Regions from separate parts of the Homo sapiens genome. Here all the other regions are linked to region 1. A link is a contact called in ENCODE Hi-C or POLR2A ChIA-PET data. All regions are on one chromosome and are shown on one strand. The core of a region is the stretch at or near the end of the contact, and the rest is flanking DNA. Distances in the headings are between cores, read along the strand shown. Region 1 holds the start of MLST8 (MTOR associated protein MLST8). Region 2 holds the start of SRRM2-AS1 (SRRM2 antisense RNA 1). Region 3 holds the start of FLYWCH1 (FLYWCH-type zinc finger 1). Region 4 holds the start of FLYWCH2 (FLYWCH family member 2). Region 5 holds the start of THOC6 (THO complex subunit 6). Region 6 holds the start of CRAMP1 (cramped chromatin regulator 1).

Region 1 (4,967 bases), core at 62-2,561:
AGGAAGCTCCCTGTCTCAGCCTCTGCTTGAAGAGAACCCAACCTAAAACGGTCTCCCAGAGCAGCCCACCCCAGCCCCGGGCAGCACGCCCCCTCCCCACCGCACCTGAGGTCCCAGATCCTGGCTGTGCAGTCCTCGCCGCCCGTGTACATCCAGCGGCCGTCTTCGTGGAAGCCCACAGACGCGATGTTCTTGTTGACGCCGTCGTAGCTGATGATGGGGTTAGGGTTATTGGAGTTGAGATCATACATGCGGATGTGCTGGTAACCTAGGGACACAGGCTGAACTGAAGCTTGGCTGTGCTGAGGTCGACCCACCAGAGCTCAGGAGTTTAGAGATCAAGGATCACAGATACCTGCAGCAGCAATCATGCTGCGGTCCGGTGTGACCTCCAAGGCATTCACCTGCTGGGACTGTTAAGGAGGATGACGGGAAGGTAGCCCTGAGGCCAGGGCCCCCCAGGCCTCCACCATCTGGCCTTCACACAGGCTGTGGTCCCCACACGAGGCATCCCCCCAGCGCCGCCCTGCCCGCCCCGGGTGGAGGATACGGAGTCCTGGTGCTGCACCGTCCGGGTGCAGATGCCGCTGTGGGCCTGCCAGAAGCGCACGGTGTGGTCGTAGCCTGCAGTGGCCAGGATGACCGGGTCACTGCCCACCGTGCCTGGGGAGGTGTTCATGGTGTGGCCTGCACGGGCCCTAGAGCTGAACGGCAGGGGTCAAAGGTCAGAGCATCTGCAGAGAAGGATGTGAAGTACTTAGAAGACACTCTCTGTGCTAAGTAGATTATAGACCCACAAGGCGCTGCCGAATGGCGCTTATCATTCCCATTTTAGAGTTGGGACAAGAAGCGCAGGTAGGTTCAGGGACACGCGTCACACGCGTGATACCTGGCTCCGGGGCTCCAGGGCGCGTGCTCCATCCCCGCCCCACGCACACGGCGGGGGCGCCGTCCCCCCCCCACCTCCGCAGCCGGCAGGGGGGAGTCACGCGCGGGCGCCACTCTGCCGCAGGGGCGGGCTGCGCGTGCGCAAGGCGGCGGATGGGCCGGGGAAAGCCGAGCGCTGCGGCTGCGCATGCGTAGCAGGCCAGCGGCAGGCCCTGATGGGAAAGGGCGCAGTCTGGCTGGACCCCCGAGCTCCCCTTTCCTCCGGTGACCGCCCTTGCTCCGTCCTGCTGGCCGGCTTCCCCTGGCCGTGCTCTCCCAGCCACCCAGCAGCCGGTTCCCGGCCCCTGGCTCGCGGCCTCCGTACCTTACGGGCGGCTCCGCACTCCGCCGTGTCCAGGACGGCGAGGGGAGCCGGAGCGAGTCGATCGAGGCCGAGCGTAGAGTTATCGATGGCTCCCTAGGGCGAGACCATGGCGCGGGCGGGGGTGGGTGGGACGAGACCAAAGTTCTGGGGCGGGGGGTTCCCGCCGGGAGGAACTCGGAGCGGTCCCCGTGCGCGGCCGCGGGCCCGGCGCGAGGTGGAAGGAAGCTGCGGCTTTCTCTCCGGCCTCCTGCCCACTGGCACCTGCCCTTCTGACACGGCTGTCCGTTTCCCGGGCTGTCGGGTCGCGCTGTTCCGGTGCCCTCCCTGACCCACTACTGCGCCACGCTGGGCTAGGATTGGCTGAAAATTACAGGACTTGAATTCAGACAAGTAACGAATAATTTTTTTTTTAGTGTAAGTATATCCAGGACATTGCATGGGAAATACTTATGCTAAAAAAATTTTATTGGGTATCCTGTAGTTTTACTTGCTAGATCTGGCACCCCAGCCCCAGCCTGACCCTCAGGACATCCCACTGAGCCCAGGGTCCCCCTCAAAACCACAGGCCCTCATTCCAGCTCTGTGAGCTCCACGCCGGTGCCCTCACCCTTGAGACAGGCTGTCGCATGGTTTTTTCCTGCTGCTCTTACAGACCTGGCTGCACCCCTTCCTCTGGCCGCAGAGGGGGTGCATCTTGTCCCTTGACCAGGCCATAGTTCCCATGGAGCCTTCCTTCCTATACCTTCACCTCCTCTCCTTCCTGCCGGTTAGCCTTTAAAAAAACACCATAAAACAATCCCAAATTATCTTCTTCAAAGAGCGGTCCTCACCATTTTTCTAGTTCCACGTCCTCACCTCCCACTCATTCCGCAACCCCAGTCATCTGCCTTTTACCCCCAGCTCTCTAGCTCTCCAGTGGAAATTCCTCAAGGTCACTGACAATCTCACTTTGCTAAATCCAGTGGATACTTTTCCTTCTTCCCACCTTTTTTTTTTTTTTCTCTCGAGACAGAGTCTCGCTTTCTCGCCCAGGCTGGAGTGCAGTGGTGCAATCTCGACTCACTGCAAAACCTCTGCCTCCCAGGTTCAAGCGATTTTCCTGCCTCAGCCTCCCGAGTAGCTGGGATTACAGGCACGCACCACCACACCTGGCTGATTTTTGTATTTTTAGTGGAGACGGGATTTCACCATGTTCGCAAGGCTGGTCTCAAACTCCTGACCTCAAGTGATCCGCCTACCTCAGCCTCCCAAAGTGCTGGGATTACAGGCGTGAGCCACTGCGCCCGGCCTCTTCCCACTTCTTCTTTCTTTTTTTTTTTTTTTTTATTGAGACGGAGTCTCGCTTTGTTGCCAGGCTGGAGTGCAGTGGTGCGATCTCGGCTCTCCACAATCTCCACCTCCCGGGTTCAAGCTATTCTCCTGCCTCAGCCTCCCGGGTAGCTGGGATTACAGGTGCATGCCACCACACCCAGTTAATTTTTCTATTTTTAGTAGAGACAGACTTTTCACCATGTTGGCCAGGATGGTGGATGGTCTTGATCTCGTGACCTCGTGATCCGCCCCCCTCAGCCTCCCAAAGTGCTGGGATTACAGGCGTGAGCCACTGCGCCCGGCCCCCTCCCACTTCTTGACGCATCTGAGCCATGGTTGACGGCACCATGCCTGAAAGGCTGCCTTCTCCTAGCTCCTGTCCCCGACATTTAGTCTCTTTCCCTGCCTGCCCGCAAGGACTCAGGCCCTTCAGCATTCACTCTGTGCACCCCACGAGATACCAGGGGGCTGATGACTGCTAGCTCTGGAGCTTCCAATGCTGTCCCTGTCCTGGGCCCCTTCCACCCTGTCTCCAGCTCTGATGGCCTCAGCTCCCTGTTAAGACACTGTCCCTTGAATGCCCCGCAGGGTCCACCATATTCCAGGGCCAAGACAACCCATCCCTGAGTAGCTCCCCTTCTGTGGGCAGTGCCCACCTTGTATTACAGCTGGGCAAGATCCGACACCTCCCCTCCCTCACCCTTCCCTTCCCTTCAGCCACCGATTTTACCTGTGATATACCTTCCTGTCCTTTCCACTGCCCTGGTTCTAGCTCACCACCCCCATCCCCCATAAAAGCCTCCTTCCTTGCCCCAGCCACTCTGGCCCCCTTCCAAACTGTCCACCACAGTGCAGAATGGCCTTTTATTTATTTATTTATTTATTTATTTATTTATTTATTTATTTTTGAGACGGATTTTCACTCTTGTTGCCCAGGCTGGAGTGCAATGGCGCGATCTCGACTCGCTGCAACCTCCACCTCCTGGGTTCCTCAGTCTCCTGAGTAGCTGGGATTACAGGCATGCACCACCATCCCAGCTAATTTTGTATTTTTAGTAGAGACAGGGTTTCTCCATGTTGGTCAGGCTGGTCTTGAATTCCTAACCTCAAGTGACCCACCCACCTCAGCTTCTCAAAGTGCTAGGTTTACAGGCGTGAGCCATCGCGCCCGGCCAGAGTGGCCTTTTAAAAACCTCAGTCTGAGCCCAGCACAGTGATTCATGCCTGTAATCCCAGCACTTTCGAAGGCTGAGGCAGGAGGATCACTCGAGCCCAGAAGTTCAAGACCATCCTGAACAATATAGTGATACCCCATCTCTACAAAAAATTTAAAAATTAGTCAGGAATGGTGGTGCGTGCCTGTGGTCCCAGCTTTGGGAGGCTGAGGTGGAAGGATCACTCGAGGCCAGGAACTCGAGGCTGCAGTAAGCTGTGGTTGAGCCACTGCACTCCAGGCTGGGTGACAGAGCAAGACCTTTTCTCAAAACAAAACAAAAACCCCCAGCAAAACCTAGGAATGACTTGATCACCCCATTAGAAGCCCTCAGGGGTCCCTGTCCCTCTCCAGACTCCTGGGCCTGGCCCTGGCCCTGGCCCATCCTGTGGCTTCCATCTCCTCTCCATGTGATACCATTAGGCTTTGTGTCCCCACCCAAATCTCGTCTTGAATTGTAATCCCCATAATCCCCATGTGTCAAAGGAGAGACCAGGTGGAGGTAACTGAATCATGAGGGCAGGTTCCCCCATGCCGTTCTCATGATAGTGAGTGAGATCTCAAGAGATCTGATGGTTTTATAAGGGGTTCCTCCTCCTTTGCTCCACTTCTCCTTCCTGCCGCCTTGCGGAGAAGGTGCCTTGCTTCCGCTTCGCCTTCCGCCATGATTGTAACTTTCCTGAGGCCTCCCCAGCCATGCTGAACTGTGAGTCAACTACACCTCTTTCCTTTATAAATTATCCAGTCTCAGGTGTTCTTTATTGCAGTATGAAAATGGACTAATACTCCATGGGTCCTGTACTCTGGCCAAAGGAGACATGTTCTCCTCTTTTGTTTTCTTTTGTTTTGTTTTTCAGACGGAATCTCACACTGCTGACGGGGATGGAGTGCAATGGCGCAATCTCGGCTCACTGCAACCTCTGCCTCCTGGGTTCAAGCAATTCTCCTGCCTCAGACTCCTCCCAAGTAGCTGAGATTACAGGCACCCCGCACCACGCCTGGCTACCTTTTTGTATTTATAGGAGAGACGGGGTTTCACCATATTGGCCAGGCTGGTTTCGAACTCCTGATCTCGTGATCTGCCGCCTCGGCCTCCCAAAGTGCTAGGATTACAGGCGTGAGCCACAGCACCTGGCCATGTTCTCCCCTTTGAGCCCTTGACTGTGTCTGGGATGCTTTTCCCTCTACGCC
Region 2 (4,683 bases), core at 1,039-3,538, 550 kb before region 1:
AAGGTGACAGAAGAGGCTAAACCTGGATAAGGCAAGCAGAAATCCAGGAAAAAATGAAAAACTGTATGGCTCAAAAAATCAATTTCTCTACACCCCAATCCTCATTTTCATCTTCTAGTACCAATCCTCCTCACGGTTTAAAACTAGGTCCTTCTTCGCCTCTCCCCTACCCCACTTAATTTCTGCTTCCCCTGCAGCATGTTTTTGACCTGCACTTAATTCTTCAGCTTAACCATTCACCCACACTTCCATACCACCTCACACAAAAATCCCCCCACTCCTTAAGAAAGGAAAACCAGGCCGGGTACGGTGGCTCACGCCTGTAACACCTGCACTTTGGGAGGCCGAGGTGGGCGGATCACCAGATCAGGAGATTGACACCAGCCTGGCCAACACGGTGAAACTCCATCTCTACCAAAAATACAAAAATTAGCTGGGCGGCGGCGATTGCCTGTAATCTCAGCAACTCCAGAGGCTGAAGCAGGAGAATCGCTTGAACCCGGGAGGCGGAAGGTTGCAGTGAGCCGAGATCGCGCCACTGCACTCCGGCCTGCCAACAGAGCTAGACTCCGTCTCGGAAAAAAAAAAAAAAGAAAAACCAGTAGGTGCTAAGCAAAGGATATTAGGTCACAATGTTTCGGAGAACTTTTAGGGAATGAGCCACCTAGTCCACCCCACAAAAAAAGACGACGACCCCACGGCATCTAAGGGGTGTGTTAAGACACAGAAAGTAGGAAGATCAACACCACACACAAATCACCAAACCAAACGATATTACAAAACTCTTAAAGTGGGGGCCATAGACAGTGGATATGCAAAAGTTACCCAAGTTAAAAGCAGAAAGTAAAAAGTACAAAGGAAGACAAAAACACCCTTTTCTGTTGGGAAATTATCCGAGTGGTAAGCTAACAATGAAGTAGAAAGATATATTTGAATTCAACAGTAAAATATGCAAAAAAGAAAACGGTACCAAAAGGGGAGAAAAAGGGGAGACAAGGGTTGTCGAAAAAAATGGACATCAGCAAGCACAGCCAGCTCAGCACCGGGGCGCTCCAGAGCGGCTGAGTGGACACAAAGAACCCAGAAAGCTAAAATAGTAGCTTTAGAAGAGCCCTAAGCCCACGCACTTAGGATGAAAGACAACACAACACTCTGAAATTCTGATCCAGATTCGTCCTAACTGAAGCCGAGTGGAAACCAAGCTTCAGAAGAGCTGTGTGCCAAAGAACGCCTGAAACCAACCAGAAAACTTATATATGAGTCTGGCGTTTTCTTCCCAACGAAGGTCTCCAAAAGCCTCCTTAGTTTGAACACGAATTCTCGGGAGACGTTGAAAAAGTGTAAAAAGGGAACGCACGGTCTACCTTACAAATGTAAACTGAACACGTTCACTTTCTTCACAGTTTTTAAGATTTGGGGTTTCTCCCCGCCACTAACAACTCAAAGGCTGATAGCCGGGAATCCTAAACCATTTAAATCCGGCCCACGAAGTTCAAGGCCCTCCCCGCAGCGCCGGGGGCCTATTTTCGGCCTTGCGGAATGGGGGAGGGGGCTGCGCGGCGTCCCGCAGTCTGGGAGGCCCCCGACACGGGCAGCCCAACGCCGAAGAGAAGCCCGAGGAAAGGAGATCTGGAACCGGGGGCAAGGGTCCAGGAGCAAGCCCCCCGCCGCCGCCCCTTCCCCGCCACTTAAGGGCCGAAAACGGCAGCTGCAGGAAGGCCACCTCGGCGGCACATGTTGGGGGGAGGAGTGAAGCCGAGGCGCGCGCCCTCCCCCCTCACCAAGGGCGCTCGCGAACCCGAGTACAGGCGGCTGCGAACGCCGTTGTCATGGGGGAGGGGCGGGGGGGGGTGAAGCCCGCGCGCGACAGGAACGGCGGGAAGGGGGAAGGGAGGCGAGGGCGTCCGCGCCAGCGAAGGGCGTCGAGCGCGCGTGCGCGCGGAGGAGCTCGGCGGCCTGGGCAGTTCTCCGCGCGCTTTGGCCTCGCGCCGGGGCCGCCGCCCCTCCCCCACCCGGCTCGCTGGCTCCCTCACCCTCTCACCCGCCGCCTCCGCCCGCCGCCTCCGAGGGGGAGAGGTCTTGCCGCCGCCGCTGCTCGAGCTCCCGAGTCCCTCGGGCCTGGGGCCGCCGCCTCGCCTCGCCGGTCCGCCCGCCTCAGCCGACGCCGACGCCTCCTCGCTTCCTCAGGGGCCGCAACGGGCTCCAACTGCGCCACTCGCACCCCGCCTGGGCCGCGCTGCACGTCAGCACGACTAACTGCGTGCGTCAGCACGCAAACGCGCGTCGCGGGGCCTGCCGGGAACTGGAGTGCGCCCCGCGGCCTTTTGCGCAGGCGCCGAAGCCACACCGCGAAGTACCGTTTTTTCAGGCACAAGGAAGGTTTCACCCCGTTGCCGAAAGACTAAGCGTCCCGTTGGCCAGTGCAACGAAGAACGGAGGAAGCGACGTAAGACACCGCGTATTCGTAGGCCTTCCGCTGCGGGGAGGAGCACAGGGCCTAGCGGCAGCAAAGCGACGCCCGAGCGCGTCTCGTCTCCCGCTGTCGATGCAGAGCATTCTGGGAGTTGTGGTTCGGGCGTGTCGCGGAGCCCGGATGTAATTTCGGCTCGGGGCGTGGCGGCCATTTTGTCTCCCCATGTTGGGAGACGATATCCCAGCCGCGGTGGTGCTGCCGCTTTCGTGTGACTTTGGGTTTCCCGAGCGAGCCCGCAGCTGCACAGCAGTCCGCCTTCCCGTACCCGAGAGAAGCCGCCTCAGACCCCAGCCAGCGGGCACCCCCGGAGGCCCCGAGCCTGGCTGCAGGCCCTAGACCTGCACCAGGGGCCCAACCAGTTACCCGTAGCATGGGCCACGTTCTCCCGCTGTAGACCGGGCTGAGGCCCGACGGCCACCCCTGGGGGAGGAGTTTTCTTAGCTTCCGGTAGGGCAGCCAGGCCGGGGTCCCACCAGACCCAGGACGTGATACCGGTGAAGCGGCACATACAGGAACAAGGCAGGAGGAAAATAATAAGCACCTTAAAGTTTCCACTTTTCGGTACCGTACTTCCTGTTAATGTTTCTAAGCCCGTGATTCTGGGCCTGATAATCAGCCAGCCGTCCTCACAGCAGAGTTGTAAGACGCTGGGCTGCTCAAGCACAAGTTCATATCTAGACCCACCGCTGGCGAGCAGCCCTGGACGTCCCGCTTAGCTGTCCTAACCAACTCAGGTGGCCTTGATCCGCAACAGGACGCGGTACCACGTAATGAACTGTCCATTTGAGTGCAAGGATTTATATTTGTTATTACGATTTGGGGGTGTTTTTAAGAGGCAGGGTTTTGCCCAGGCTGTTCTCGAATTTGGGGCTCAAGCGATCCTCCGACCTCAGCCTCCCAAGTAGCTGGGACTACCCGTGCATGACACCCTATCTGGCCCTTGTTTTTTGTTGTTGTTGTTGTTCTTTCTTTTTTCACGTGGTTTCGCACTTGTCACCCAGGCTGGAGTGCAATGGTGTGTTGTCGGCTCACTGCAACCTGTCTCTCAGGTTGAAGTGATTCTCGTGTCTCAGTCTTCCGAGTAGCTGGGATTACAGGCGTGTGCCACCACGCCTGGCTAATTTTTGTATTTTTAGTAAAGACGGGGCTTCACTATATTGGTCAGGCTGGTCTCGATTTCCTGACCTCAGGTGATCTGCCCACCTCAGCCTCCCAAAGTGCTGATATTACAGGCGTGAGCCACCACGCCCGGCCCGTATCCGGCTTTAAGATTTGTTTTTCACTTGCCCGTGGGAGGATGTACTTATCTCAGATGCTAGAGCCGGGAGACCCTCCCCCCCACCACCCCCATCTCCTGCAGGAGCTCTGATCGCAGATTGGAGTGTCTGAACTCTGCATCTATGGACGGTGCTTCTGTAAGCCGGCCGCAACTCTGGAGTGGCATAGTAAAGTGGCAAAGGCTTTGCCTTTCTGGTTAAAGACCCCAGCACCTCCAGTGAGACCCTTTCCTGTACCCCCACTGATATTCTTTATGGAATGTTTTGTGCGTGAGTCAGCACATTTAATGCCCGTGAATAGTGACAAAACATGGTTTGCAGTACCCTAATGACTGATGATGCTGAGAATCTTTTGATGTGCTTGTTGGCCGTTTGTACATCTTTGGAGAAATTTCTCTTCGTGTCTTTTGTCTATTTTATTTTTTTGGGACAGAGTCTCACTCCTAACCCCGGGCTGGAGTGCAGTGGCACGATCTCCACGCACTACAATTCTTGTACCTCAGCCTCCCAAGTAGCTGGGATTACAGGCGCACGCCACCACCCAGCTCATTTTTTTATTTTTAGTAGAGGTGGAGTTTTTTGTAGAGATTGTGTCTCCCTGTGTTGCCCAGGCTGGTCTTGAACTCCTGGGCTCAAACTGTCCTCCCCCCTTAACCTCCCAAAGTGCTGGGATTACAGGTGTGAGCCATGGCACCCAGCCCTAGAATGATTTTTTAGTTTCCCTTTAAACTTTATTTTTTTATTCACTGTAGTGTGGTGGACGGTGGTGCCCCAAAACTTCACAACCACCTAGACATTCGGAAGGTGACCTTATTTGGAATAAGAGATTTTGCAGATGTAATTGAGTTAAAGATCTGAAGATGAAATCATCATGAATTTAGGGTAGGCCGTAAATCCAATGACTGACATCCTTACAAGAAGACAAGAGGACAC
Region 3 (4,716 bases), core at 18-2,517, 710 kb before region 1:
AAGCAGCCACTCCAATTCTCCACATAGGGTGCTGACAGGTCACTCTTCCTAAAGCTTAACTTTCAGCATGTCTCTCCCCAATTAAATCATCTCCATCTCCAGCCTTAGTGCATCATCAGCTGGGCGTCATAAACACTCCGCAATCTAGCCCCAACCTCAGCCTTGTTCCTTCCACACGTCCCGCCAGTAGCACTTGGGAAAGGAACAAGAGAAACATGATATAATCACACGAGAAAATCTAGATCAAGCCCTGGAAATCATATTGGCCCTTGGAAAGCAGAAATATGCAAATAAAAATAAGCCATTTCGTTGGAATTGGAGTTTGCACATGATTATCTGACTATGGGAGTTCAGCTTCCAGTACAAGGAATAAAGGAACAACAGGCAGGGTTTAGAGCGAGGGTTTCAACTACGTCAGACCCGTTATGTGCAGGCTCCATGGGTTAGCAGCAGCCTTTTGGAACGGGGTGGAAGAGAATGGAACGGAATTTAATCCGAACAGATCCAGCTGCGTCATGTGAGCTTAAACAAGCGTCTCCCTTTAAACTTGTGCTTCAGTCATCCAGACCCACAGGCACAGAGTACACGCGTAAAAGGCATTTCTCAGTGTCGGCTGTGGGTCAACAAAGTTCGAAAGCCGTCACCGGAGATCTATAGGGTCAGAAGCGGGAGCGGGGTGCGTCCCGACCCGCAAAAGTGCAAGGTCACTGGGACCGCCCGAGCTGCAACCGTGGGACGGGGCTGATGCTGCGGGTCCAGGAAGGCAGCGCTGGGCGGGGCAGACACCGCCAGGAAACGGCGGACGAGTGCGGGGATCCTTGATGTGGGGGTGTCGGGCTTAGGCCAGGGGACGGGGGGGTGGGGATGGAGGGGCGAGGAGCAAGGAGGGAATCGCGGGAGACCCCACAGGAGGCGGCCTGAGCGCCGGGACGCAGACCCCTCCCCAGCACCCGCAACCCTCGGGACCCCCGGGAGAGCCGGGCTGCGGGCGCGTCCACGCCGGGGACGCGGGACATTCCCCGCCCGCAGGGGCCTGTCCTCACCGACGGCAGCGGGGCCCTCCCTCTCCCGCGACAGCGCCGCGGCGGATCCTTCAGCCTCTGCCGCTGCAGCAGCGAGCGTCGACCCCGCGACCCAGGCCGCCGCCGCCACCCCGACCCGGGCACCAGCTCCCAGCCCCGACCTGCCCCTCGGGAGCGAGCCCCGTGACCGCGCGCGCGACCCCGCCGGGGAGCCGGCCTTGCGGAACGCTCAGGCGCGCTACTTCAGAGCATGCGCAGCAAGACCGCGCGGCCCGTTCCTTAGGTAAACCGCTGCTCCGGGTCTTCCCTGCGCGGCGCCGAGCCGCAGGCCTGGCCTGTCAGCGCATGGGGGCGGGGACGTAACTCACGGAAAAGGCGGGGCCATCCCGAGATTGGACGGCGGCGTCCAGGGGCGGAGCTAGGATGGGGGAGCTGAACAGGACGCTCTTGGCGTAAAGGGGCTGGGGTAGGGGGCGCTTAATTGAGACCCCAGGACGGTCCCCAGTATCTGAGGCTGCCCGCAGGAAACGGAGCGTTTGCTGAGATGCACTCTTGGGCCTGTCAGTTTCCTGACCCCGTGGGAAGGCGATTCTCATGCATCTCATTGACGCCCCCAGTGACCCTACCCCAGAGCGGAACCAGTGTGAGATTCAAATAAACAGCGATAGCAACGGATTATAACCTTGACTACGATATGAGTCCAAACTGAAGGAAATAAGTCAACGGGGGAGAAGGGACAGTTGTTTCTTACATCAGAAAGCCAACAACGACAAAAAAATACCTGGGCCGGGCGCGGTGGCTCACGCCTGTAATCCCAGCACTTTGGGAGGCCGAGGCGGGTGGATCACCTGAGGTCAGGAGTTCGAGAACAGCGTGGCCAACATGGTGAAACCCCGTTTCTACTAAAAATACGAACATTAGTCGGGCGTGGTACTGGGCGCCTGTAATCCCAGCTACTCGGGAGGCTGAGGCAGGAGAATAACTTGAACCCGGGAGGCGGAGGTTGCAGTGAGCCGAGACGGCGCCACTGCACTCCAGCCTGGGCGACAGAGTGAGACTGTGTCTAAAAAAAAAAAAGCAGAAATATTACATAGTATTACAAAGTCTGCATGACGTGTGATGTAACACATTGAATGTAGAAGCAGGTATGAGAGCCAGTAGTCTTCTTTTAAGCCCGCAACAAAGATATTTGCAAAAATGTATAACTATGTCACTCGTCTCACTAAATTTCTTTGGGAAAATATTGTACTTTTTCATAAAACTATGTTAACACAATCAGCTTACTATTTTTTGGTAAGATCTTTATTGAAATATAATTCACATACCATGCATTTCTCCCATTTAAAGTGTACAATTAAATGATATGTAGTATAGTCAGAGAGTTGTGCAAACAGCACCATAGTCAGTTTTAAAACCTTTCATCACTCCAAGAAGAAACCTTTAGCCACCACCCTCCAATTTGCTAATCACCCCAGCCCTAAGTAATATGATCTATTTTCTGTCTTTATAGATTTGCGTATTCTGCATATTTCATATAAATGAAATCATGCAACAAATATGTGGTCTCTTGTGACTGACTTCTTTCGCCTAGCCTTAGCATAGCACTTTCAAAGTTCATCCATGTTGGCCGGGTACAGTGACTCTTGCTTGTAATCCCAGCACTTTGGGAGGCTGAGACAGGAGCATCGTTTGAGCCCAGGAGTTTGAGATCAGCCTAGGCAACATAGTGAGACTCTTTCTCTACAGAAAAAAAGAAAAGAGGAACAAGAGAAAATTAGCTGGATGTGGTGATGCGCTGTAGTCCCAGCTACTCAGGAGGCTGAGGTGGAAGGATCACTTGAGCTTGGGAGCTGGAGGCTGCAGTGAGCTGCGCTCATGCCACTGCACTCCAGGCTGGGCGACAGAGCAAGACCCTGTTCAAAAATAAAATAGTAGCAGAACTTAATTACTTTTTTTTTTTCTTGAGATGGAGTCTTGCTCTGTCGCCCAGGCTGGAGTGCAGTGGCACGACCTCAGCTCACTGCAACCTCCATCTCCCGGGTTCAAGTGATTCTCCTGCCTCAGCCTCCTGAGCAGCTGGGATTGGGATTATTACAGACAGTTGCCACCACGCCCGGCTTTTTTTTTTTTTTTTTCTTTTTTGAGACGGAGTCTCGCTCTGTCGCCCAGGCTGGAGTGCAGTGGCGCCATCTCGGCTCACTGCAAGCTCCGCCTTTCGGGTTCACGCCATTCTCCTGCCTCAGCCTCCCGAGTAGCTGGGACTACAGGCGCCTGCCACTGCGCCCAGCTAATTTTTTGTATTTTTAGTAGAGACGGGGTTTCACCGTGGTCTCGATCTCCTGACCTTGTGATCCGCCCGCCTCGGCCTCCCAAAGTGCTGAGATTACGGGCGTGAGCCACCACGCCCAGCCCCTCCAGCTTTTTTTGAGAGGAGTCTGACTGCGATGCCCAGGCTGGAGTGCAATGGCGCTATCTTGGCTCACTGCAACCTTTGCTTTCCGGTTCAAGAGATTGTCCGCCTCAGCTTCCCCAATAGCTAGGACTACATGCGTGCGCCACCATGCCCGGCTGATTTTTGTATTTTTAGGAGAGACGGGGTTTCACCACGTTGTCCAGGCTGATTTCAAACTCCTGACCTCAGGTGATCTGCCCGACTTGGCCTCCCAAAGTGCTGGGATTACAGGCATGAGCCACCATGCCCGGCCAGGATGCTGTTTTTGTTTCTTCGTTTGTTTTGTTTAGTTTTTGAGACAGAATCTCCCTCAGTCGTCCAGGTTGGAGTGCAGTGGTGAGATCACAGTTCACTGCAGCTTCCATCAAACTCTTGGGTTCCATTGATCCTCTTGCCTCAGCCTCCCAAGTACCTGGCACTACAGGTGCACACCACCGCACCCGGCTAATTTTTTTTTTTTTTTTTTTTTTTTTGTGGAGACGGGGTTTCCCTATCCTGCCCAGGCTGGTCTTACATTCCTAGGCTCAAGTTATTCACCCGCCGCAGCCTCCCAAAGTGCTAACCACCACGCCCTACCTTTGGCACCCTTGTTGACAACCAATTGATCATAAATGTGGTTTGTTTCTGGATTCTTGATTCTATTCCATTGATGTATCTATTACTTATTTATTTATTTAGAAACGGAGTCTTGCTCTTCTTGCCCAGGCTAGAGTGCAATGGTGCGATCTTGGCTCACTGCCATCTCTACCTCCCGGGCTCAAGTGATTCTCCTGCCCCAGGGTCCCAAGTAGCTGGGATTACAGGCACCCACCACCACGTCCGGCTAAATTTTTGTATTTTTAGTAGAGACAGGGTTTCACCATGTTGGCGAGGCTGGTCTCGAACTCCTGACCTCAGGTGATCTGCCCTCTTGACCTCCCAAAGTGCTAGGATTACAGGCATGAACCACTGCGTCCTGCCTGTTATTCCTTTTCAATATTCTTTTGCCTACTCTGGGTCTTTTGAGTTTCCAGTTGTCATCTTTCTTGTCAATCTTTGTGAAAATGAATCACTACCTTTAATTTTACATCGTTGAGACCACCGCAATTTTTTTTTTTTTTTTTTGAGACGGAGTCTTGCTCTGTTGCCCAGGCTGGAGTGCAGTGGTGTGATCTCGGCTCACTGCAATCTCTATCTCCCGGGTTCACGCCATTCTCCTGCCTCAGCCTCCCGAGTAGCTGGGCCTACAGGCGCCCGCCACCA
Region 4 (4,525 bases), core at 1,432-3,931, 680 kb before region 1:
TCAAAAGGTTAAATGTAGAGTTACCCTATGACCCAGCAATTCCACTACTAGCTATATGCCTGGAAGAAAGGAAAACACATGTCCACATAAAAATGTGTACATGAATGTTACAGTTGCATTATTCATGAAAGCCAAAACGTTTCGATGGATATTCAAAACAGCCCAAATATCCATCAATGGATGAATGAATAAGTACAATGTGGTGCATGTATAAAATGGAATATTATTTGGCAGTAAAAAAAATCTATGCTACAACATGAATGAACCTTGAAGAAATTATGCTCGGTAAAAGAAGCCAGACCCAAAAGACCACATATTATATGATTCCATTTACATGAAATTACTTAGAGTCTAGAGAATCTACAGAGTAGGAAAATCTATGGAGACAGAACGTAGATTTGTGGTTATCTCGGGATTGGGGTGGGGAAGGGGAGAATGAGAATTGACTACTAGTGGGTATGTGCTTTATGGGGTGATGAAAATGTCCTAAAAGGAATTTTCATGAGGGTTGCACAACTTTGTGATCACACTAAAGCCACTGAACTGTATATTTTTTTTTTTGTTTTGTTTTGTTTTTTTGAGACGGAGTCTCGCTCTGTCGCCCAGGCTGGAGTGCAGTGGCGTGATCTCACTGCAAGCTCCGCCTCCCGGGTTCACGCCATTCTCCTGCCTCAGCCTCCGGAGTAGCTGGGACTACAGGCGCCTGCCACCACGCCTGGCTAATTTTTTGTATTTTTAGTAGAGACGGGGTTTCACCGTGTTAGCCAGGATGGTCTCGATCTCCTGACCTCGTGATCCGCCCTCCTTGGCCTCCCAAAGTGCTGGGATAACAGGCGTGAGCCACCGCGCCCGGCCGAAATGTACACTTTAAATGGGTAAATTGCACGGTATGTGAATTATCTCAATAAAGTTGTTAAATATTCAGAAAAAGGTAAATTGAGTCTATGAACATATGAACAGCAGTTCCCCAATGTCACTATCCCTAAGAATCACCCGGAGTTTTTTTTTTGTTTTTGTTTTTTAGACGGAGTATCGCTCTTGTCGGCCAGGCTGGAGTGCAGTGGCGCGACCTTGGGTCACTGCAACCTCTGCCTCCCGGGTTCAAGCCTTTCTCCTGTCTCAGCCTCCCAAGTAGCTGGGATTACAAGCGTGCACCACCACACCCGGCTAATTTTGTATTTTTAGTTGAGACGGGGTTTCTCCATGTTGGTCAGGCTGGTCTCGAACTCCCGACCTCAGGTGATCCACCCTCCTTGGCCTCCCAAAGTGCTGGGATTACAGGCGTGAGCCACCGCGCCGGCCCCGACTAATTTTTGTATTTTTTTTTTTTTTTTTTTAGTAGAGACGGGGTTTCACCATGTTAGTCAGAATGGTCTCTATCTCCTGACCTTGTGATCTGCCTGCCTCGGCCTCCCAAAGTGCTAGGATTACAGGCGTGAACCACCGCGCCCGGCCTGTGTTGCTTTAAGCCACCTTATTTGTTAGGACAGCAACAGGAAACTAATACAAGGTTCAATCCCTCACTGACGATGTTCTGGACGACAGGACCCCTGCCTGGTGCCTCATGGTGGACCCACAGAATCATCTTCATACGCACGGGGGAGAAACATCACTAATGTCCACCAGCACCGGCATCCTCAGCCGCGAGGACAAATCCCTTACCCTCCCAGCAGGTTTCATCTGCGTAACGGAAATAGTGGTGAATTTATCAGGGGCTGTTAATAGATGACAGGCAAGGGTGAAGTCATCGCAAAAGTTCCCAGACGATATGGACAGCTGCTCCCCAATAATTACTGCTCCACGCAGTCCACAGCGGGGCTGTTATTGACCCCGACAGGATGACGGGACACTAAGGTGTGCAGTACACGTCCTCACAGGGAGATTTAAAAAACCGGCAGTGACCCCTGCCCCAAGAAGGCCAAGAACTGCTACTCTAAGGTGTGCAGCGCGGAGCTTCCCCACCATGGCAATTTCAGCCATGGCAGCTCCTTCCCCTAATCACCAGGGCTCAGAATCTTTATTTCACTCCTTTACCCAATGCAATTGGCATCAAACGCGGGCTGGGCTGCGCCCAAATGGTCCCAGCTCCCCGGCTCTCTCCTCTCTCAAGAATACCCACACCCTGAGGCCCCGAGTGTCTCCCCCGCCCCAGTATCTCACGCCTCCAACTCGCTGCCGTCCCTGCAGGGACCTCCCGAGCTGCAACCGTGGGACGAGGCCGGCGGGGGTTGGGGGGTGCCGGGAAGGCAGCGCTGGGCGCGGCGGACACGGCCAGGGACCGGCGGGCGAGTGCGGACCTCCTTCGTGTGGGGGTGTTGAGGCTTTGGACAAGGGACTGGAGGGGGTGGGGAAGGAGGGGCGAGAGGCAAAGAGGGAATCGCGGGAGACCCCACAGGAGGCGGCCTGAGCACCAGGACGCGGACCCCTCCTCAGCACCCGCAGCCCTCGGGACCCCCGAGAGAGCCGGGCCGGGGACTCGTCCATGCCGAGGACGCAGGACCCTCCCCGCCCGCCAGGGCCCGTCCTCACCGACGACAGCGGTGCCCTCCCTCTCCGGCGACAGCGCCGCGGCGGGTCCCTCAGCCTCCGCGCCAAGGGCCCCAGCCTCAGCTCGCGCTGTTACCTCAAGCCGGGGTCACAGCGCGAGCATGCGCAGCAAGGCCGCGGGTGCCCTGTCTTCTGGCTGGGGCCGCTCCTCCGCGTCTTGCCCGTGCGGCGTAGAGCTGGCGTCCGGCCAATCGGAGGGCGGAGGCGGGGCCAAAATTCAGTAAGGGGGCGGGGACACCCGGGATTGAGTGTCGCCGTCAGGGGCGGAGCCTCGGGGGACCTGCGGCCTGGATCCGGGTTGCGGGCGAGGTTATCCCAGCACCAGTGGGTTGGGCTTCACTGCGACCCCCGGGCTTCCTCACGGATTTGACTCCGGCTCTCTGCGGGGAAAACTGGAGCATTTGTTTAAAGGTTTTGCTCTCCCCCGTCGCGATACCGAGCGTGCGGAGGGAAGGTGTTTAGGCTCATGGAAGCCACTGCCTTGCTTTAAGCTCTGCATCCTTGACGACGCAGCAGCCTCATCCGCGCCATTGGTCCAGCCCTCGTCTATTAGTTTAGCCCCTGCCCATTGGTCCAGCCCTCGCCCAATAGTCCCGCCCTCTCTCTGTAGTTCAGCCCCTGTCCATTCATCCTTTCTCGTTATTGGTCCAGCCCTGGCCCATTGGGCCCACCCGTGCCCACGGGCCCCGCCCTCTCCGTGCCCAACCACGTTCACCCGGCCCAAGGGGTGCCCGGGACACTCGCCATCCTCCAGCCACCCACTGCAGTGGGACTGGGCTGGGTCCGGGCACAGGGAGCTGTGGGGCCCTGGGCGCTGCTTTCCTGGGACACTTGGCTGCAGCGTCCAGAGCGGCCCCCGCACAGCCCCCTAGGCTCACCGCGGCTCTCCCAGCCCCGCGGGGTCGCCCCCACTACCCCGGCCACCTTGGTCCCCCTAAGCCTGGCTCCGCGCCCCGCCCCCCTCGCTCTAAAGCGGCCGCTGAATGTGCCACCGCCCCAGGGCTCCAGGGTCCAGGTCGAGATCCTCTGGGGCCTCCCGCACCTTCCGCCTTCTCACGTCCGAATGCCAGCGTCGCTGCACGCCCTTCCTCTGCCCTGCCCCTCCCGGCCCTGGCTCTGCAGGTCTCTGAATCCCACCGTGGACTCCGCTACCAAGGCTCCCGCTGCCCCCATCCCACTATCCTATCTCCCCGGGCATTGTCTGGTGTCATTCAAGGCCTTTGTGCTTTTTTTTTTTTTTTAGAAACGAGAATTGCGCTCTGTCGCTCAGGCTGGAGTGCAGTGGCGTGATCTCGGCTCGCTGCAACCTCTGCCTCCCGGGTTCAAGCAATTCTCATGCCTCAGCCTACTGAGTAGCCGGGATTACGGGCGCCCGCCACCACGCCCGGCTAATTTTTGTACTTTTAGTAGAGACGGGTTTCACCATGTTGGCCAGGCTGGTATTGAACTTCTGACCTCAGGTGATCCACCCGCCTCGGCTTCCTAAAGTGCTGGGATTACAAGAGTGAGCCACCGTGCCCAGCTACCTTTGTGCATTTATTTGCTGTTATCTATTAATCATTCACAGACTACTGGTTGTTTTTAACTTGATGATGTTATAAATATCTTTGTATATGAATCTCTGATGTCAAAGATTTTTTTTTTTTTTTTTTGAGATGGAGTCTCGCTCTGTCGCCCAGGCTGGAGTGCAGTGGCGTGATCTCTGCTTATTGCAACCTCCGCCTCCCGGGTTCAAGCGATTTTCCCGCCTCAGCCTCCCAAGTAGCTGAGATTACAGGCACCGGTAATCATGCTTAATTTTTATATTTTTGTAGAGATGGGATTTCACCATGTTGGCCAGGCTGGTATCAAACCGGAGTTACCTCCGGTGATCTGCCCACCTCGGCCTCCAAAAGTGCTGGGATTAGACATGTGAGCCACCTTGCCTGTCGAGATATTAAAGATTTTTTTTTTTTGAGACAGAGTCTCACTCTGTTGG
Region 5 (4,486 bases), core at 1,511-4,010, 820 kb before region 1:
GCCACCTGCTTACCCCAAAGTCGAACAGCTCCATCCTCGCCACCTGACAGCACCTCTGGGCTCCTTTCCCGCAGTGCCAGGCAGTGGATGTAGTCTGTGTGGCCCCGGAGGACCCTCTGCATGTAGAGGGGCGATGTCAGGAGGAGACCTAGGAAGAGTGCCTCTCCCTGACCTAGACCTGCTCTAGGGCTCCAGGACCCTGCTCACCGTGAAAGTCCCAGTTTCAAGGTCCATAGTGTGCAACTGACAGTCTCCCCCAGCCAGGATGAGGGAATTCTCCTGTGGAGGAGCAGGATGAGGCAGAAAGTCAATGTCAAATCAGGATAGGCAGAGGGTGAAGGATCAAAGTTTGGACCAAGAACAGTCACATGGGGCTCAGACCTTGGGGACCAGCAGCAAAGCGTTGATCTCAGGCACTTCCAGGCTGGTCCTGGGGAAGGAAAGGCAAGGTCAGTGAGGAAGTGGCTTCACCCTGATGCACCCTCTATCCACGTGGCCCTGCTCACCTGTATGGAGGCTGACGACGCCACAGCTCCTTACAGCCCTTCAAAAGAGAAAATACCAGGTGACCTCAAAGGCTCTCTCTGGGTCCAGGCACCCCAGCCCTTTCCCAAGCTCGACTCCTTACCTTCTTGAGCATCTCCGCCCAAAGCCAGGCCTTCACCTCCCCATCCCCAGCACTAAGCAGATGTCGATCGGTGGAAACCATGCTATAGACGGGCCCATCATGGGCTAAAGAGAAATGCAGAACTGAGTGAGCCAATCCCACCCAAAGTCCTGAAGCCAGACTCCACAGGTATACCCACCTTGGAAAGTCACCACCGGCTTCTTACTTTCCTCTTTGGCTTCTGAGCTCAAAGCAGAGGACAAGCTGCAGGGACAGCGGAGGGGACCCAGGAGTCAGAAACGGGGGCATCCGTCCCATGAGGGCCAAGTGCCAGGGCTAATGGGTGGACAGCGGCAGAGGGTACCTGAAGATGGCAATCTGCCCGTAATTGTTGCCAGCCGCCAGAAACTTCCCACATGGTGAGACGCTCTGGGAGAAGATGGTCATATGGAGCCGCTGCAAGGCCTGGAACACCTCTGTCTGCAGGGAAAGACTGGATGAGGCCTGCCTGGGACGTATGAAACCTCCCATCCACAGATTCCTCCCTGCTTCCCCCAAAACCTGCCAGGCCTCCCACTGTCCTGACTTCTCAGCCTTCTTTTGAGGCGGCCCCGCCCCAAGCCAGCACCTGCCCATGCAGTCCCATGGGTGGCTCCAAGAAGACACTGAAGAAGGGGAGAGTTGAGGTGATGCCTCAGGGACCTCTGAGCAAGCACCCAGGCCTCTCCTGCCAGCTTCCTCAACTGACAAATGGAGCTCACAGAAGATTCCATCACAATTAGATGAGCTAGTGTATAGACAAGAGCTTTACATGGGGCTGTCACTCAGTGCTTAAGCCGGGTGTGGTGGTTCATGCCTGTAATCCAGCGCTCTGGGAGGCCAGGAGTTTGAGAGCAGCCTGGGCAACATAGTGAGACTCTGTCTCAAAAAAAATTTAAAAATGTGGGGCCGGGCGCAGTGGCTCACGCCTGTAATCCCAGCACTTTGGCAGGCCAAGGCAGGTGGACCACCTGAGGTCAGGAGTTCAAGACCAGCCTGACCAACATGGAGAAACCCTGTCTCTGCTAAAAATGCAAAATTAGCTGGGAGTGGTGGCGCATGCCTGTAATCTCAGCTACTCAGGAGGCTGAGGCAGGAGAATTGCTTGAATCTGGGAGGCGGAGGTTGCGGTGAACCCAGATGGAGCCACTGCACTCCAGCTTGGGCAACAAGAGTGAAATTCCATCTCAAAAAAAAAAAAAAAAAAAAAATTTGGCCGGGCGTGGTGGCTCACACCTGTAATCCTAGCACTTTGAGAAGCCAAGGCAGGCAGATTACCTGAGGTCAGGAGTTCGAGACCAGCCTGGTCAACATGGTGAAACCCTGTCTCTACTAAAAACACGAAAATTAGCTGGGCATGGTGGCACACGCCTATAGTCCCAGCTACTTGGAGGGCTGAGGCAGGAGAATCGCTTGAACCTGGGAGGCGGAGGTTGCAGTGAGCTGAGATCGCGCCACTGCACTCTAGCCTAGGTGACAGAGTGAGACTCTGTCTCAAAAAAAAAAAAAAAGTGCTTTGCAAGAACTAGAAAATTAAAAAAAAAAAAAAAGTACCTCTACTACCCCAACATAGAAAAACGTACTGATTTATAATTCCTACTCTCTGACTTGCGTTAAGCCCCTGAAGCACTTCTGGGTTACTATCCCGCCCCCCTGGTCAGAGTCTGAGTCCCACAAATAGCCCAGGCAAAACAGGGCTCAGGGCACGATTCCCTGCCCGCCCCGTCCCAGCCATGCGTGAACTACAAACCCCAGAAGGCAACGCGCACCACGTCCGTCTCACCTGACCCAGAGGCACCGCGAGCGGCACAGCTCGCTCCATCTCCAGAACTACAAGTCCCAGAGTGCTCCGCGCGCGACGCAACCTCACGAGGCCTTACGTGCCTAGAGCGGTTCCTCTCCGTGGCGCCCTACCGCCTTCGGCGCGAAGGTGGCTGGTGCGTACCGTCCCGAACCCTAGGAGCCGAGGTGAGCGCCGCGAAGACCCCCGACATTAAGAAGTGGTGTCCACCGCAGCCCCCTTAAGCCGGATACCCTCCCCCACCCCGAGGAGCAAGCCTGCCTTCCGCCACGCGCCGCCCGTCTTCCGCGCCCGCGCAGAACCTCGCGGCTGTGCCCGCCTAAAGCCACGCCCATCCTCTCTTGGCCACGCCCTCAGAGACTCCTCCCCTGTCGCCCAGATCCCACCCGCAGGACCCCAAAACCCAATGATCCTGCAGCAGCCCTTGCAGCGAGGCCCCCAGGGAGGGGCCCAGCGCCTCCCGCGGGCCGCCTTGGGGGTGACTTGGGGCCTGGACGCCAGGTGCGTGTAGGGGACCAGGGTGGGCCTGACCAAGGGCCGCAGGAGCTTTGGCTGGGTGCTCAGGACTGGTCTGCAGGATGAATACGGGGTGGGGCGAATCGGCGGGGCTTAGGCGTGAGCTGAGATGGGACTGGGGCTGCGGCTGAGGGTCGAGACTTCCGAGGTACCCTGCTGGATGGTCCAGGAGAGCGGGGACCGGCACCAGCTGAGACAGGAATGGGCTTGGGGCTCCTGGCTGATGCTGCAGGCTTAGGCGGGCAGATCCTTGGGAAGGGGCCAAGAGGGTGGGGTGCACCAGGCTCTCTTTTTTTCCCAGCTCCCCTCTCCGAGGAGCTGTGCCCATGAGCACCAAGCGGCGCCTGGAGGAGGAGCAGTGAGTTTGGGGGCAGGGAGGGACTCCCAACAAGATCTCTGTCACCTCTGGTCCCCAACAGGCTGCCTCCTGTGTCAGTATCCCAGCCTGCCTCTCTGCCATCTCTCCCCAGGGAGCCTCTGCGCAAGCAGTTTCTGTCTGAGGAGAACATGGCCACCCACTTCTCTCAACTCAGCCTGCACAATGACCACCCCTACTGCAGCCCCCCCATGACCTTCTCCCCAGCCCTGCCCCCACTCAGGTAGGTTCCTCCACTGGCCAGGCCTTCTGCAGAATCACAGGCGGTCCTCACAGCTGACCTCAGGCCCTGCCTCATCGTGCCATTTTTAGCTCTAGCTGACCTCTGGGTTGTTTCCCATCTTGGCTCTTTGGAAAGTGCTGGGAACCCAGGAGCCCCTGGGGACCTGGACCTGGTGGGAGGTGCTCAGCTAGGCCAGCCTCAGCTCCATGCCCTGACAGTCATTTCCTCTTCTAGGAGCCCTTGCTCTGAGCTGCTTCTCTGGCGCTATCCTGGCAGCCTCATCCCTGAGGCCCTCCGTCTGCTGAGGCTGGGGGACACCCCCAGTCCCCCCTACCCTGCAACCCCAGCTGGGGACATAATGGAGCTCTGAGTGCTGGTGGACAGTGCCCCTCCCACCTTCCTTCTTCCCCACAACAGAAGAGACCAGCGACTCCCGCAAAGGGACAAGGTTCCTCCCTCTCCTGCAGAGTAGGCATCTGGGCACCAAGACCTTCCCTCAACAGAGGACACTGAGCCCAACGGAGTTCTGGGATGGGAGGGGTGGGAGCATGGGAAGGGAGGCATCCCACCCCCAAGAAGAACTGAATAAAGATTGCTGAGCAAAGGAAGGCTTCAGTCTGGAACCTGGGGCTTTTGGGGATGGTGGAGAGGGCAGAGGCGCGGGATGCTGGGGTTTCTCCTCAAGATCTTCCCTGGAAAACTGTTAGGGCCAGCCAGGTCCTTGCCGGCTGAGTTCCAGGCATTGAGAATGTGTGAGTCAGAGCCTCACCCCCGCCCCCGCGGCTGGCTGACTCACTCCCTCCCTCCAGCTCAGGGGAGTCAGTCGGGGATCACTGCCTCTCCAAACCATTTAAAGTTAAAGATTCTTTTATTAATAAATTCTCCCTCCCCTCCAAACTCTCCCCAAAATAAATATCTCCTCCC
Region 6 (4,559 bases), core at 1,893-4,392, 590 kb after region 1:
CTTCCTACTCTCAACCCAGGAGCACTTGAAGGAGAGGACAATGGGTCCAAGTCAGACCCCAAGGATCCTTTCTCCGCTTCTTACCCATCTTCCCCCCAATGAGTTTCAAAAGCCTGCTCCCTTGGTGCATTTCCACCGCCTGATGTCTGGGAAAGAGATACAGCAGGTATTTTTTTCTCTTCCCGTTTCCGAACTATTGTCCGCTGTTTGAAACACAAAACCATAGAAAACCATCAGTGATCCTTTGGAAAGGAAACAGCTTTAAGGGATCTCTTCGACTCCCCCCCAAAAAAGGATACTCACTGCCTCTTCAAAGAGTTTAAATATAGAAAGTCGCAGCCTCTTCGAAGGAGAGAGGGGACACATGCCCCATAAGTGCCACCCAAATTGAGAGCCTCAGTGTAGGCCGCGGGATGGGTGAGCTAGGGTGGAGCCCGGCTGGGGCGAGGGGTTCCTCTCCCCCGCGGCACACCCCGGAGAGGGGCTGGGGTCTCCCAAGGGGACGGGCCGCCCTACCTTTTCCGCGGGGCCCCGAGCCACCGGCGTTGCCGCTCCCCACAGCGCTCGGAGGATCCTTCCTGGGCCTCTTGCTCTGCGGCCGCACGCTGGACCGGAGGAAGTGGTGCTGGTCCTGGGGGCTGCCCTGCGGCGGGGACGGCGCCTGCGGCGCGCCGGGGGGCGCGGGGGGGCCGTCGGCGCCGGCCCGGGGGGTCTTCTCGTCCCTCTTTGTGCCGCTGCTCTCCTCGGCCGCGTCTGCGCCGCCGGCCCCTTCTCCTTCCAGGGACTCCTCATCGGCCGCCCGCTTGCCCAGCTTCTTGAGCCCGTCCTCCCCGCTGCCGCCGTCGCCCAACTTCACTGTCATCCTGCGGCCGGGAGAGGGGAGGCGGCCGGTGAGGCGGGCGCAGGCCGGGAAGTTTAGCGGCCCCGACGCGCTCTCAACATGGCCGCCGTTGTTTGTTCCAAATCCCCTCTCGGCGGCTCGGCCCGGCCCGCCCGAGCCCGCCCGAGCCCGCCGCGGCCCCTGCCGCCCCCACGCCGCCGCCCCCGGCCCTGCCCACCAGCCCGGGACCCTCCCGGGCCTCCCCGGACGCCCCCTGGCCGAGGCTCGCGTCCAGACGCCCGGGCCGGCGGCGGGAGGGCGCGACAGCTCGGCGGACCCTGCCCGGCCCCGGCCCCGGCCCCGGCCCCGGGGTCTATGGGAGCCCCGGCGCGGGCGCGGGTCTGGGCACGGTTGCGGGTCCGGGCCGCTGCCCCGCCCACAGCCACCTACCCGGCGGGGCCGCGGCTCATGGCCTGGCCCTGCGCGCCGGCCTCGCTCCCTGCGCCGCCTCGGCCGGCCGGGCCGCAGCCCCAGCCCTAGCCCCTCGTCCCACCCCCTCCCCGCCCCCCGAAAGGCGCGGGGCTCCCGGGCCCCGCGCACCTGCCCCACGCGCCGGCCCCCAGAGCTGGCCCTGGAGGAGGACAGAGGAGGCCGGATCCACCCCGGGACGGGAGAAGCGCGGGCTCGCCTGCCCGCACGGGGAACTCCATGGTGGCCCAATGCCGCCGGCCCGCCTGCTTATTTTAAAACACACATAAAGAATAATCAGCTCCGGGTCTCTGGGAATCTTCTTCCCAGGGTGGGAAATGTGAGCTGCTGCGGGGATTTACTAGTTAAAAATGCTTTTGCAACAAAGGAGCCTGTTGCATGGAACAGGTTGGAACCACCCGGGAAAGTGACAGCCCAGTTATGTCCGGGTCCAGGTGCAAGAAGCGGTAGAAGACAATGGTGTTAAAACTCTTGGCAACAATTAATAAAATTATTGCATCAACTTTGCTACCCACCGCCCTGTAAAATGTCAACAACAAAGTGCAGTGACTAAAAATGCTGCAGCCCAGAAAGCAGAGCCACTCAAAAATAAACTCAGACAATCAGGTACACAGCAAGAGCTGCAGCCCAGAAACAGTCCGGGACGGGCACGTGTGAGGAAGCAAAAACGCTGAAGATTAGATTCCTCAGCAGATACTGACCCTGCGTTCAACTCAACTGTTGAGAACGGGGGCATTTCCACTTCAAAGGAACACACGATCGAGGCACCAACACCAACCACGAAATACAGGGACGCGGGCGAGGACCTCTCTTTCCGAGAGATCGGGAAATGGCTTCAAAGTCGCAATGATGCCCCCACCCTGAGGTGCAGATCACACAAGGATCCGTGGCCGTTTTCTCCTGTCGGAATTGGTCTAGGGAATCTCGAGTTCATGCTAGTTTTAAAAAAAACTCTGCCAAAGAACAAAACCACCCACGACAAACACCCCAACTTAAGGGATTTCGTGGCAAGACTTCCCACTCTTCCCCCTCAACCCACCTCTTTCCACTCAAGAAACCTAAACCCCCAAAGACCTCGTCTCGGGCTGAGAACCCCGCTGCCCAGGGACCTGTCCGCCCGCAGGCCACCCGGGACCCAAGCAAAACAAACTCGGCCACCAGAGTGAACTCGCCCGCTCGCCGGGCTCCACACCCAAGACGCCGACCGAGCACGGGGAAGCGCTTTTCGCCACTGAAAGGACCGACGCCGTCCAGACTTTACCCTAAGGGCCAACAAGCAGGGGGATGGCCTCCTTTTCGCGAGAACCTCCAACGAGACCGGACTTTTCTCGGAGGCGCAGTCTCCTCCAGCCCCGTCCCGCTCCGCACCGGCTCGCGTCTCGGGATGGGGACGCAGAAGCCTCCTCGCCCTGAGGCCAGTTGTGGCTGTACCGGGCGCTGTGGAAGCGACGCCCCCCCCGCGCTCTCCCGCGCCGCCCGACAGGACCCCCCGGCCGGGCCTCGCCATGACAGCCCCGCCGCCCAGCCTTGGTCACCTTTTTCATCAACGCCGGGCGGCAGCCTGGCTTCCCGGGGCCTCCCCGGGTGCCCGCAGAACCAGCCGGGCCGGGCAGCCCCGGCCCCCGAGCGCCGGCTGCAGGGAGGCCGCAACGCCGGGCTGGTCGTCCGCCTCGGAAGCGACTGGTCGAGCGGCGCTAGCCCCGGCACGTCCCCTCCGCGGGCCGGCGCGCGGCTGCGGGGGCTGCGGACGCAGATACTGCCGCCACTCACCCTAGCGAAGCCGGCCCGCCGCCCTCAGCAGCAGTTCCGGCTACGGCGGCCGGTGGGGACCTCACGGACGGCGCGCGGGGGCGGGGCCGGGGTGCGCGGGCGCGCGGGGCGGGGCGACGAACGCGGGGGCGAGCACCCCCAATGTTTCTTCGGGCCCGTCTCCCCAAAACGGCGCTCCCATTGGCTAGCGCTGGGCGGGCGCGCTCGCACGTACGAGCCCGGTGGGCGTCGGGGGCGAGCCCGCGGCGCCAGTAGTGTTGTGACGCCAGCCTCGCGACCTTGCGGACTGTGCGTCTCTTTGGATTGGTGGACAGACAGCCAATAGGCCAGGGCCCGTGCTGTGATTGGCCGCAGCAGTGTTGACGGATACGTGAGAAGAAAACGGCGTGGTAGCTCGGAGTGTGGAATCGGGCGCGAACCTGAGTTCTGAGAAGTGTGGAAGCACGTCTGAGGCAGTTAAGCGCACCCTTTCCTGGGTGGAGTATGTGCTTCTGCGCTACGTTAGCGTAGCCGAGCGGCGCTGGGCACTTGGTCATTTTCTTCATAGCAAGAAAGCAGAGGGGTGTTTTTCAAATTCCAGTGTTTCTTTCTTTCTTTTTTTTTTTTTTTGAGACGGAGTTTCGCTCTGTCGCCCAGGCTGGAGTGCAGTGGCGCAATCTTGGCTCACTGCAAGCTCCGCCTCCCAGGTTCAAGCGATTCTCCTGCCTCAGCCTCCCGAGTAGTTGGAATTACAGGCGCGCGCCACCATACTCGCTAATTTGTGTGTTTTTAGTACATACGGGGTTTCACCATGTTGGCCAAGCTAGTCTCGAACTCCTGACCTCAAGTGATCCGCTCGTCTCAGCCTCCCAAAGTACTGGGTTTGCAGGCGTGAGCCACCGCGCCCGGCTCAAATTCCAGTGTTTCTTTTTCTTTTCTTTTTTTTTTTTTTTGACTCGCTCTGTCGCCCAGGCTGGAGTGCAGTGGCCCGATCTCGGCTCGCTGCAGTCTCCGCCTCCCGGGGCTCAGGCGATTCTCCTCCCTCAGCCTCCTGTAGCCGAGACTAGAGGCGCCACCGCGCCCGGCTAATTTTTGTAATTTTTTAGAGACAGGATCTCGCCTTGTTGCCAAGGCTGGTCTCGAACTCCTGGGCTCCAACGATCCGCCCGCCCCAGCCCCCAAGAGCTGGAAGCCCAAGCGCGAGCCCCGCGTCCGGCCGCCAGCTGCTTTCTTGGGGGCGCTCCCTGCCTCGCTTGGCTCTGTGGAGTCCGGGGCCCGGCGATGGAACAGGCCCTCAGTCACCCAACACCTCAGGACACTGCCGAGCGCATCGACTTTCCCAGAAACGCTTGACCCACGCCCTCCGCTCCGAAACTAGAAAAGCGGAGCCCAGGGAAGGCCTGGGCCGAGACCGCCGCGTGCTGGAAAGGCTCCGCCTCGGGATGCACGGGAAGGGAACACGCCCAGGAGGGGAGGATGCCGCGGTTGATCGGGGCTGTGA

Evidence for each region. A loop is a pair of places that touch in the nucleus more often than their neighbours do. ChIA-PET counts read pairs that join two places held with the same protein, here RNA polymerase II (POLR2A). Pooled maps may share reads with other maps.
Region 2: a loop to region 1 is called in a pooled map, with 11 times the contacts of the local background. The contact joins the promoter of SRRM2-AS1 here to the promoter of MLST8 in region 1. A Hi-C loop is called at or near these places in 2 of 37 single-sample maps with no recorded cell type and 7 of 50 pooled maps.
Region 3: a pooled map shows a loop between it and region 1 (4-fold over the local background). The contact joins the promoter of FLYWCH1 here to the promoter of MLST8 in region 1. A Hi-C loop is called at or near these places in 1 of 37 single-sample maps with no recorded cell type and 8 of 50 pooled maps.
Region 4: a pooled map shows a loop between it and region 1 (4-fold over the local background). The contact joins the promoter of FLYWCH2 here to the promoter of MLST8 in region 1. A Hi-C loop is called at or near these places in 5 of 50 pooled maps. POLR2A ChIA-PET finds 5 or more read pairs at or near these places in 2 of 52 experiments (B cell and H1).
Region 5: a loop to region 1 is called in a pooled map, with 6 times the contacts of the local background. The contact joins the promoter of THOC6 here to the promoter of MLST8 in region 1. A Hi-C loop is called at or near these places in 1 of 168 maps with a recorded cell type or tissue (ascending aorta) and 11 of 50 pooled maps. POLR2A ChIA-PET finds 5 or more read pairs at or near these places in 1 of 52 experiments (WTC11).
Region 6: a map of ascending aorta shows a loop between it and region 1 (4-fold over the local background). The contact joins the promoter of CRAMP1 here to the promoter of MLST8 in region 1. A Hi-C loop is called at or near these places in 1 of 168 maps with a recorded cell type or tissue (ascending aorta), 2 of 37 single-sample maps with no recorded cell type and 10 of 50 pooled maps.

The regions. Positions count from the first base shown.
Region 1 is chr16:2,201,798-2,206,764 of GRCh38, reverse strand. MLST8 (MTOR associated protein MLST8) reads right to left here and starts at 1,311. Exons shown (of 9, transcript NM_022372.6): 1 at 1,253-1,311; 2 at 551-734; 3 at 356-407; 4 at 106-268. The coding sequence starts at 679. RefSeq lists enhancers at 1-656, 1,496-2,336 and a silencer at 754-1,403.
Region 2 is chr16:2,750,205-2,754,887 of GRCh38, reverse strand. SRRM2-AS1 (SRRM2 antisense RNA 1) reads left to right here and starts at 2,288. Exons shown (of 6, transcript NR_027275.1): 1 at 2,288-2,446. SRRM2 (serine/arginine repetitive matrix 2) reads right to left here and starts at 2,250. Exons shown (of 15, transcript NM_016333.4): 1 at 2,042-2,250. RefSeq lists enhancers at 842-1,684, 1,685-2,527, 2,409-2,698, 2,759-2,928, 2,528-3,370 and silencers at 1,839-1,898, 1,919-2,228.
Region 3 is chr16:2,908,482-2,913,197 of GRCh38, reverse strand. FLYWCH1 (FLYWCH-type zinc finger 1) reads right to left here and starts at 1,267. Exons shown (of 10, transcript NM_001308068.2): 1 at 1,044-1,267. RefSeq lists silencers at 634-823, 797-896, 927-1,076, 1,097-1,406, 1,457-1,516.
Region 4 is chr16:2,881,371-2,885,895 of GRCh38, reverse strand. FLYWCH2 (FLYWCH family member 2) reads right to left here and starts at 2,681. Exons shown (of 4, transcript NM_138439.3): 1 at 2,530-2,681. RefSeq lists silencers at 2,246-2,305, 2,396-2,565, 3,066-3,535 and an enhancer at 3,264-3,764.
Region 5 is chr16:3,022,309-3,026,794 of GRCh38, reverse strand. THOC6 (THO complex subunit 6) reads right to left here and starts at 2,760. Exons shown (of 13, transcript NM_024339.5): 1 at 2,430-2,760; 2 at 972-1,087; 3 at 807-871; 4 at 629-732; 5 at 507-544; 6 at 382-430; 7 at 208-279; 8 at 14-116. The coding sequence starts at 2,468. It overlaps HCFC1R1 (host cell factor C1 regulator 1), which reads left to right and starts at 2,853. Exons shown (of 4, transcript NM_017885.4): 1 at 2,853-2,948; 2 at 3,265-3,321; 3 at 3,434-3,562; 4 at 3,797-4,170. The coding sequence starts at 2,854. The coding sequence ends at 3,932. It overlaps TNFRSF12A (TNF receptor superfamily member 12A), which reads right to left. Exons shown (of 4, transcript NM_016639.3): 4 at 4,412-4,486. RefSeq lists enhancers at 2,438-2,747, 2,137-2,780, 2,781-3,425, 3,408-3,507 and a silencer at 2,818-3,017.
Region 6 is chr16:1,610,943-1,615,501 of GRCh38, reverse strand. CRAMP1 (cramped chromatin regulator 1) reads right to left here and starts at 3,142. Exons shown (of 21, transcript NM_020825.4): 1 at 2,845-3,142; 2 at 517-863. The coding sequence starts at 862. IFT140 (intraflagellar transport 140) reads left to right here and starts at 3,430. Exons shown (of 31, transcript NM_014714.4): 1 at 3,430-3,534. RefSeq lists enhancers at 2,246-2,746, 2,747-3,247, 3,636-3,695 and silencers at 2,626-2,785, 2,816-2,935, 2,956-3,485.